Linked DNA regions of Homo sapiens: region 1 is linked to region 2. A link is an interaction called in ENCODE POLR2A ChIA-PET data of the cell type or tissue named here. Cell type or tissue: Panc1. All regions are shown on one strand.

What was found. ChIA-PET counts read pairs that join two places held together with the same protein. Peaks named below come from ENCODE experiments on the same cell type or tissue, not always from the same donor. Only the 100,000 strongest peaks of a DNase experiment are listed, where the experiment ranks them.
Region 1: POLR2A ChIA-PET joins it to region 2 with 15 read pairs; 11 of 35 experiments call an interaction of 5 or more read pairs at or near these places.

What each region holds. Positions count from the first base shown.
Region 1 is chr5:134,820,931-134,824,930 of GRCh38, forward strand. All of the region lies in intron 21 of DDX46 (DEAD-box helicase 46), which reads left to right. Among named protein-coding and RNA genes, the nearest start is that of C5orf24, 23 kb to the right of the region's middle. In Panc1, no CTCF peak of the experiment used is centred here; no DNase peak of the experiment used is centred here.
Region 2 is chr5:134,767,393-134,771,392 of GRCh38, forward strand. DDX46 (DEAD-box helicase 46) reads left to right here. Exons shown (of 23, transcript NM_001300860.2): 4 at 3,511-3,607. Among named protein-coding and RNA genes, the nearest start is that of DDX46, 11 kb to the left of the region's middle. In Panc1, no CTCF peak of the experiment used is centred here; a DNase peak (open chromatin) is centred at 1,941.

The sequences.
Region 1 (4,000 bases), 54 kb after region 2:
TCTCGACTCACTGCAACTCCCACCTCCTGGGTTCAAGTAATTCTCGTGCCTCAGCCTCCTGAGAAGCTAGGATTACAGGTGCCCCCCCGCCACACCTAGCTAATTTTCGTTTTTTTTTTTTTTGTGAGAGAGAGTCTTGCTCTGTTGCCCAGGCTAGAGTGCAGTGGCGCAATCTCGGCTCACTGCCAGCTCCGCCTCCCGGGTTCACGCCATTCTCCTGCCTCAGCCTCCCAAGCAGCTGGGACTACAGGCGCCCACCACCATGCCCGGCTAATTTTTTTTTTTGTATTTTTAGTAGAGACAGGATTTCACCATGTTAGCCAGGATGGTCTCGATCTCCTGACCTTGTGATCCGCCCGCCTCGGCCTCCCAAAGTGCTGGGATTACAGGCGTGAGCCACTGCGCCCGGCCAATTTTTGTATTTTTAGTAGGGATGAGGTTTCACCATGTTGGTCAGGCTGTTGTCAAACTCCTGACCTCAGGTGATCCACCTGCCTCTGCCTCCCAAAGTGTTGGGATTACAGGCATGAGCCACTGTGCCCCACCGTGTTAAAGCAATATTTTCTTGTGTGCCATTTTGATTTGCTCTTGTTTCTGGGTTTTTTGTTTTTTTTTTTTTTTGAGAGGGAGTCTAGCTCTGTCACCAGGCTGGAATGCAGCGGCGCAATTTCGGCTCACTGCAACGGCGCAATTTTGGCTCACTGCAACCTCTGCCTCCCAGGCTTAAGCGGTTCTATTGCCTCAGCCTCCCGAGTAGCTGGGACTACAGGCAAGCACCACCATGCCCAGCTACTTTTTGTATTTTTAGTAGACATGGGGTTTCACCATGTTGGCCAGGATGGTCTCAATCTCCTGACCTCATGATCTGCCTGCCTTGGCCTCCCAAAGTGCTGGGATTACAGGCAGGAGCCACCACGCCCGGCCTACTTCTTTCTTTTGCTATATGTATTTTTAGGTTTTTTTTTGTTTTTTTTTTTTTTGAGATGGAGTCTCACTCTGTTGCCCAGGCTGGAGTGCAATGGTGCTGTCTCGTCTCACTGCAACCTCCACCTCCCAGGTTCAAGGAGTTCTCCCTTGGCCTCCCTAGTAGCTGGGATTACAGATGCATGCCTGGCTAATTTTATTTTTAGTAGAGATGGAGTTTCACCACGTTGGCCAGGCTGTTCTTGAACTCCTGACCTCAGGTGAACTGCCTACCTCAGCCTCCCAAAGTGCAGGGATTACAGGCCTGGGCCACCGTGCCCAGCCAGGTATTTTCTTAGCGGTTACTCAGTGGATTGCAATTAATATCTTAATTCATAACAACGTAGTTCAATTAATGCCAACTTAGTTTTAATACTATACAAAAATTTTGCTCCTATACAGTCCCATCTATTTTTTTGTTGTTATTGACACAAAATTCCTGTATATGTTTTTCTAAGAGACAGGGTCTTGATCTGTCACTCAGGCTGGAGTGCAAAGGTGAGATTATAGTTTACTGTAGCTTCAAACTCCAGGGTTCAAGTGATCCTCTATCCTTAGCCTCCTGAACAGCTAGGACCACAGGCCTGTGCCACCATGCCTGGCTAATGAAAAAAATTTTTTTTTCTAGAGACAGGGTCTTGCTATGTTACAGTCTAGGCTTGTCTTGAACTCCTGGCTTCTCTTGTACTCCCACATCGGCCTCCCAAACCTACTCATCTTTTTTTGAGACAGAGTCTTGTTCTGTCACCTGTCCTGGAGTGCAATGACCCAGTCACAGCTCAAGCAAGCCTCCCACCTCAGCCCCCCATTTAGCTGGGACCACAGGTGTATGCCACTATGTCCAGCTAAATTTTTGTATTTTTTGTAGAGATGGGTTTTCACTATGTTGCCCAGACTGTTCTTGAACTCCTGGGCTCAAGTGATCCTCCTGCCTCAGCCTCCCAAAGTGATGGGATTACAAACGTGAGCCACCATGCTGGGCCCAGACCTGTACATCTTCATACATTCTGTATTCTTCAACATAGATTCATAATTATTTTATGTAATTTTTAAATCATACAGGAAATAAAGAGAAGCTACAAACTAAAAATAATACTGACTTTTATATTTACGTATGTAGCTATGAGTATTCTTTGTTTCCTCATTCAAGTAATCTAGGGTTCTTTCACTTCAGTCTGGAGGATTTCCTTTTGTATTTCTTGTAGGGCAGGTATACTAGCAACTAACTCAGGTTTTGTTTATCTGAGAATTTCTTAATTTCATCTTTTTTTTTTTTTTTTTTTTTTGACATGGAGTCTCGCTCTGTCGCCAGGCTGGAGTGCAATGGTGCAATCTTGGCTCACTAAAACCTCTGCCTCCTGGCAGCCTCCCAAGTAGCTGGGATTATAGGAACATGCCACCATACCCAGCTAATTTTTGTATTTTTAGTAGAGATGGGGTTTCACCATTGTTGGCCAGGATGGTCTCGATCTCCTGACCTCGTGATCCTCCTGCCTTGGCCTCCCAAAGTGTTGGGATTACAGGCGAGAGCCACCACGCCCGGCAAATACAGCTGTTATGTTTTCCGTGTTTTTCCCACTCTACCATTGAGTCATGGTAAGTTTCATACATATTTTTAAATGGCATACAAAGGATGTGTGGCCAGAACTAGGCAAACTACACTTTTTTCTTCATGTTTGTGACTATGAGAAACTGACTTAGATCTATTTGAAGTCAGGTTTAAAAATGGCATGCTTTTGTGTATCCTGAAATACTTTTGGTCTGCCAATGACCCAGTATGTTTCTAACTCAGGTGACACTGTTTCTTATTACATAGTGAAATGGGGATTGCTGACCCCTGGGTCTTCAAGCAGAGAAAACTTAAGCTGATGTGTTTCTGTAGTTGGAACTGGACAGGTCTTTGCTACTGTGTTAATTAGATCATACAGGCTGAAGACAATGATAGAGGAATGTGGCAATAAAACCTTTGGTGTACATGGAGTCAGGATTTTATTTTCTGCTTGAATACATGGGTATCATTTAAGCAAAATTAATATTTTAACTGCTTGCCTTATAAAGAGGTAAGTGAGAGACATGATTATTTGCTTTGAAAAAGAATTCTTTTCGTAATTCATTTATTAATTTAAATGCAGTGTTTGCTTAGTATGGTATAATTGATATATCAAATTTCAATTTATGTATAACTTTATCAGAACACATCTCTACTACCAAGTGATGTGAAGTGAGATATTCACTGATTCCACAGCTCCGATGTAGTTTTCCTTTCATCCAGAATGGTTCTGGTCATTTGTCTCCACTGTCAATTTACACTCAGGAAATAACGTCTAATTTTTATAATAATCTAAGCAAGTCTCCTCAGTAAAAAAGCAACTTTGTTGAAGCAAATCTTAAGAATAATCTAGAAATATAATGATAATGGCCGGGCGCGGTGGCTCACGCCTGTAATCCCAGCACTTTGGGAGGCCGAAGCGGGCGGATCACAAGGTCAAGAGTTTGAGACCAGCCTGGCCAACATAGTGAAACCCCGTCTCTACTAAATACAAAAATTAGCTGGGCATGGTGGCGGGAGCCTGTATCCCAGCTACTCGAGAGGCTGAGTACCTTGGAAACAGAAGGTAGAGGTTGCAGTGAGCTGAGATGGCGCCACTGCACTCCAGCCTGGGCAAAAACAGCGAAACTCTGTCTCAAAAAAAAGAAAAGAAAAGAAAAAGAAATATAATGATATTGAATAAGAGCTAGGGTTTGGTAATTTAAGTGATCTAAATCTTTTAGAATTTTCAGAGGTAATTAGATTTTTTAAAGGATCATTTAGTTTTTGAAACTCCGAACTCAACTAAACACTAACAGGATGAAAACAGGTGTTGCTACTGTGGAATGAGCCTAGTGTCATCTGTTTCTAGTTCTGTAATTGGAGGGACCCCACTGCCTGGCTGGCTCCTTGGAGGCTCTGTTTGGCTCAGCAGCTCCAGGCCTCCCACCAGGCAAAGGGAAGGAGAACAGGAAGGACTTACATGCCTAGTCAGCCTGTATAATTTAT
Region 2 (4,000 bases):
AAGTGGCAAGAACATAGCTCACTAACCTTAAACTTGTAGACTCAAGCAATCCTCTCACCTAGGCCTCCAAAAGTCCTGGGATTATATGAAGAGGCAGACATAATATCCCAGCTAATTTTTATGTTTTTAGTGGAGATGGGGTTTTGGCATGTTTGCCAGGCTGGTCTCGAACTCCTGACCTCAAGTGATCTGCCCACCTCGGCTTCCCAAAGTGCTGGGATTACAGGCCTGAGCCACCGCGCCCAGCCAAGACTTGTCTTAAAAGTTAAGAAATTAGGCCAGGCGCGGTGGCTGACGCCTGTAATCCTTGCACTTTGGGAGGCCAAGGTGGGCGGATCACCTGAGGTTGGGAGTTGGCGACCAGCCTGACCATTGTGGATAAACCCCGTCTCTACTAAAAATACAAAATTAGCTGGGCGTGGTGGCGTATGCCTGTAATCCCAGCTACTCTGGAGGCTGAGGCCGGAGAATCGCTTGAACCCAGGAGGCAGAGGTTGCGGTGAGGTGAGATCATGCCGTTGCACTCCAGCCTGGGCAACAAGAGTGAAACTCCTTCTCAAAAAAAAAAAACAAAAAAAAGTTAACAGAAATTAAGACAATGTGCAATTTGTTTAGCAGTGGACAGACAGATTAGTGAACCATGTAAAGAGCCCAGAAAGGCATCCATACACATGGTAATTTGATAGATGACAGAGGTGATGATGTAATAAGTGAAGATTTTTTTTTTTTTTTTAACAGCCAAAGTCTCGTTCTGTTGCCCTGGCTGGAATGCAGTGGTGCAATCTCGGCTCACTGCAACCTTCGCCTCCCGGGTTCAAGTAATTCTCTTGCCTCAGCCTCCCGAGTAGCTGGGACTGCAGGTGTGTGCCAACATGCCCAGCTAATTTTTTGTATTTTTTAGTAGAGATGGGGTTTCACCGTGTTAGCCAGAATGGTCTCGATCTCCTGATCTCGTGATCCACCCGCCTCGGCCTCCCAAAGTGCTGGGATTAAAGGCGTGAGCCACCGTGCCTGGCCAGAAAAATTTTTAAATTGCTCTAGGGATATCTAGTATCCTTTTATGAAATAAGACTGCCTACCTTATTCTGTGTACAAAAAGCAATTCCAAGCAAAGACCAAATTAGATGGCAAAATTCTAAACCTTTTAGAAGTTTGTGCCAGAGAGTATCTTCTTCTTCACCTCTAGGTATCTTACATCAAATCTGGAAGGATTTCTAAACTACTTTAAAAAGCACCAATTATAAAGGAGAAAAAAGGTTGACTAATTTGATTACATTAAAATTAAGAAATTTTATTCATTATGAGATGCCGTAAGTTGGGGTGCGTAAACAAGTTGGGTTTATTCCAAGAATGGCAGGTTATTTTAACATTAAAAAATCATTAGAAGTCTGGGTGAAGTGGCTCACGCCTGTAATCCTAGCACTTTGGGAGGCCGAGGTGGATGGATCACGAGGTCAGGAGTTTGAGACCAGTCTGACCAACATGGTGAAACCTCGTCTTTACTAAAAGTAAAAAATTAGTCAGGTGTGGTGGCACACACCTGTGATCCCAGCTACTCGGGAGGCTGAGGCAGGAGAATCACTTGAAGCCGGGAGGTGGAGGTTGCAGTGAGCCGAGATTGCGCCACTGCACTCCAGCCTGGCCGACAGAGAGAGACTCCGTCTCAAAAAAATCCCCTAAAATCATTAGAACATTAGAACATTCGAAATGCATGTCCCTTGGGATTTTAAACGTTATTACATATATAAATTATCTTGCAGAATATTAATATATTGGTCTGTTTCTTCATTTATCACATTTTAACTATCCTACCTATAAACAAACTATATTGTTTGTATGTAGTATGTTCAGTTTTTCTTGGGTTGAATTTCCAAATATTTAGTAATGCTTCCCATTAGTGTCATGGGATTAATTTTTTTCGTTATATTTTCAAGGTTTTTTTTTTTTTTTTTTTTTTGAGGCAGAATCTTGCTCTGTCGTCAGGCTGGAATGTAGTTGTGCAATATCAGCTCATTGCAACCTCTGACTCCCTGGTTCAGGCTATTCTCCTGCCTCAGCCTCCTGAATAGCTGAGATTACAGGCACGTGCCACCATACCCAGCTGATTTTTGTATTTTTTAGTAGAGACGGGGTTTGTTTTTTTTGTTTGTTTTTTTTTTTTTTTTGAGGTGAAGTTTTGCTCTTGTCTCCCAGGCTGGTGGGCAATGGTGCAATCTCGGCTCACTGCAACCTCCGCCTCCCGAGTTCAAGTGATTCTCCTGCCTCGGCCTCCCACCCCTGAGTAGCTGGGATTACAGGCGCCTGCCACCAAGCCCGGCTAATTTTTGTACTTTTAGTAGAGACAGGGTTTCACCATGTTGGTCAGGCTGGTCTAGAACTCCTAACCTCATGTGATCCACCTGCCTCGGCCTCACAGAGTGCTGGGATTACAGGCGTGAGCCACCGCGCCCGGCCGAGTTGGGGTTTCACCATATTGGCCAGGATGGTCTCGATCTCCTGACCTCGTGATCTGCCTGCCTTGGCCTCTCAAAGTGCTGAGATTAGAGGCATGAGCCACCATGCCCAGCCTCCAGGTGTTTGTTAATGGAATATGAAAACACAGTTGACTCTTAGAAGTTTATTTCTTACCTAAATATTGGAATACAAGTCTAATAAGTGTACTTATGTATTTTTTGTTTTAATTTAATAGAGACGAGGTCTCACTGTATTATCCTGGCTGGTCTCGAACTCCTGGGCTCAAGTGATCTTCCTGCCTTGGCCTCCCAAAATACTGAGCTTACAGGCATGAGCCACTATGCCTGACCAAATTTTTTTTTTTTTTTTTTTTTTTTAAAAAGAGACAGGGTCTCACTTTGTCACCCAAGCTTGAGTGCAGTGATGGGATCATAGCTGACTGCAGCCTCGAACTACTGGGCTCAAGTGATCGTCTTGTTTCTGCCTCCTCAGTAGGTAGGACTGCAGGTGCACACCACCATACCCAGCTAATTCTTAGTATATTTTGGAAAGATTGGATCTTGTTATGTTCCCCTGGCTGATCTCTTTAACTCCTGTTTTCAATTGATCCTCCTGCCTTGGCTTCCCAAAGTGCTGGGTATATAAGTGTGAGGCACCTTACCCCACCTGTAAAAGTATTTTAAGGCCGGGCGAGGTGGCTCATGCCTATAATCCCAGCACATTGAGAGGCTGAGGTGGGCAGATCACCTGAGGTTAGAAGTTCAGGACCAGCCTGGCCAACATGGTGAAAACCTGTCTCTACTAAAAATACAAAAATTATATGAGTGTGGTGGCTGGCACCTGTAATCTCAGCTATTCGGGAGTCTGTGACAGGAGAATCGCTTGAACCCGGGAGGTGGAGGTTGCAGTGAGCTGAGATCGCACCATTTCACTCCACTCCAGTCTGGGCGACAGAGTGAGACACTGTCTCAAAAAAAAAAAAAAAAGTATTTAAAAATGAATGTTTCTAAGTACAAATGAATGACATTTCTCTTGTCTCTTTTATTTTTTTGGTAGATCTAGGTCCAAAGAGAAAACTGATGGTGGGGAAAGTTCTAAAGAGAAGAAAAAAGACAAAGATGACAAGGAGGATGAAAAAGAAAAAGATGCTGGCGTATGTTTATTAACTTAAAAATAATTTTCTTTCTTTCTTTTTGTCTTTCTTTCTTTCTTTTCTTTCTTTCCCTCTTTCTTTCTTTCTTTCTCTTTCTTTCTTTCTTTTCTGTCTGTCTTTCTTTCTGTCTTTCTTTCTGTCTGTCTCTGTTGCCCAGGCTGGAGTGCAGTGGCACATTCTCGGCTCCTGAGTTCAAGCAATTCTCCTGCCTCAGCCTCCCAAGTAGTTGGGACTATAGGCATGCGCCACCATGCCCAGCTAATTTTTGTATTTTTAGTAGAGATGGGGTTTCACTGTGTTGGCCAGGCTGGTCTTGAACTCCTGACCTTGTGATCCCCCTGCCTCGGACCCCCAAAGTGCTGAGATTACAGGTGTGAGCCACCGTGCCTGGCC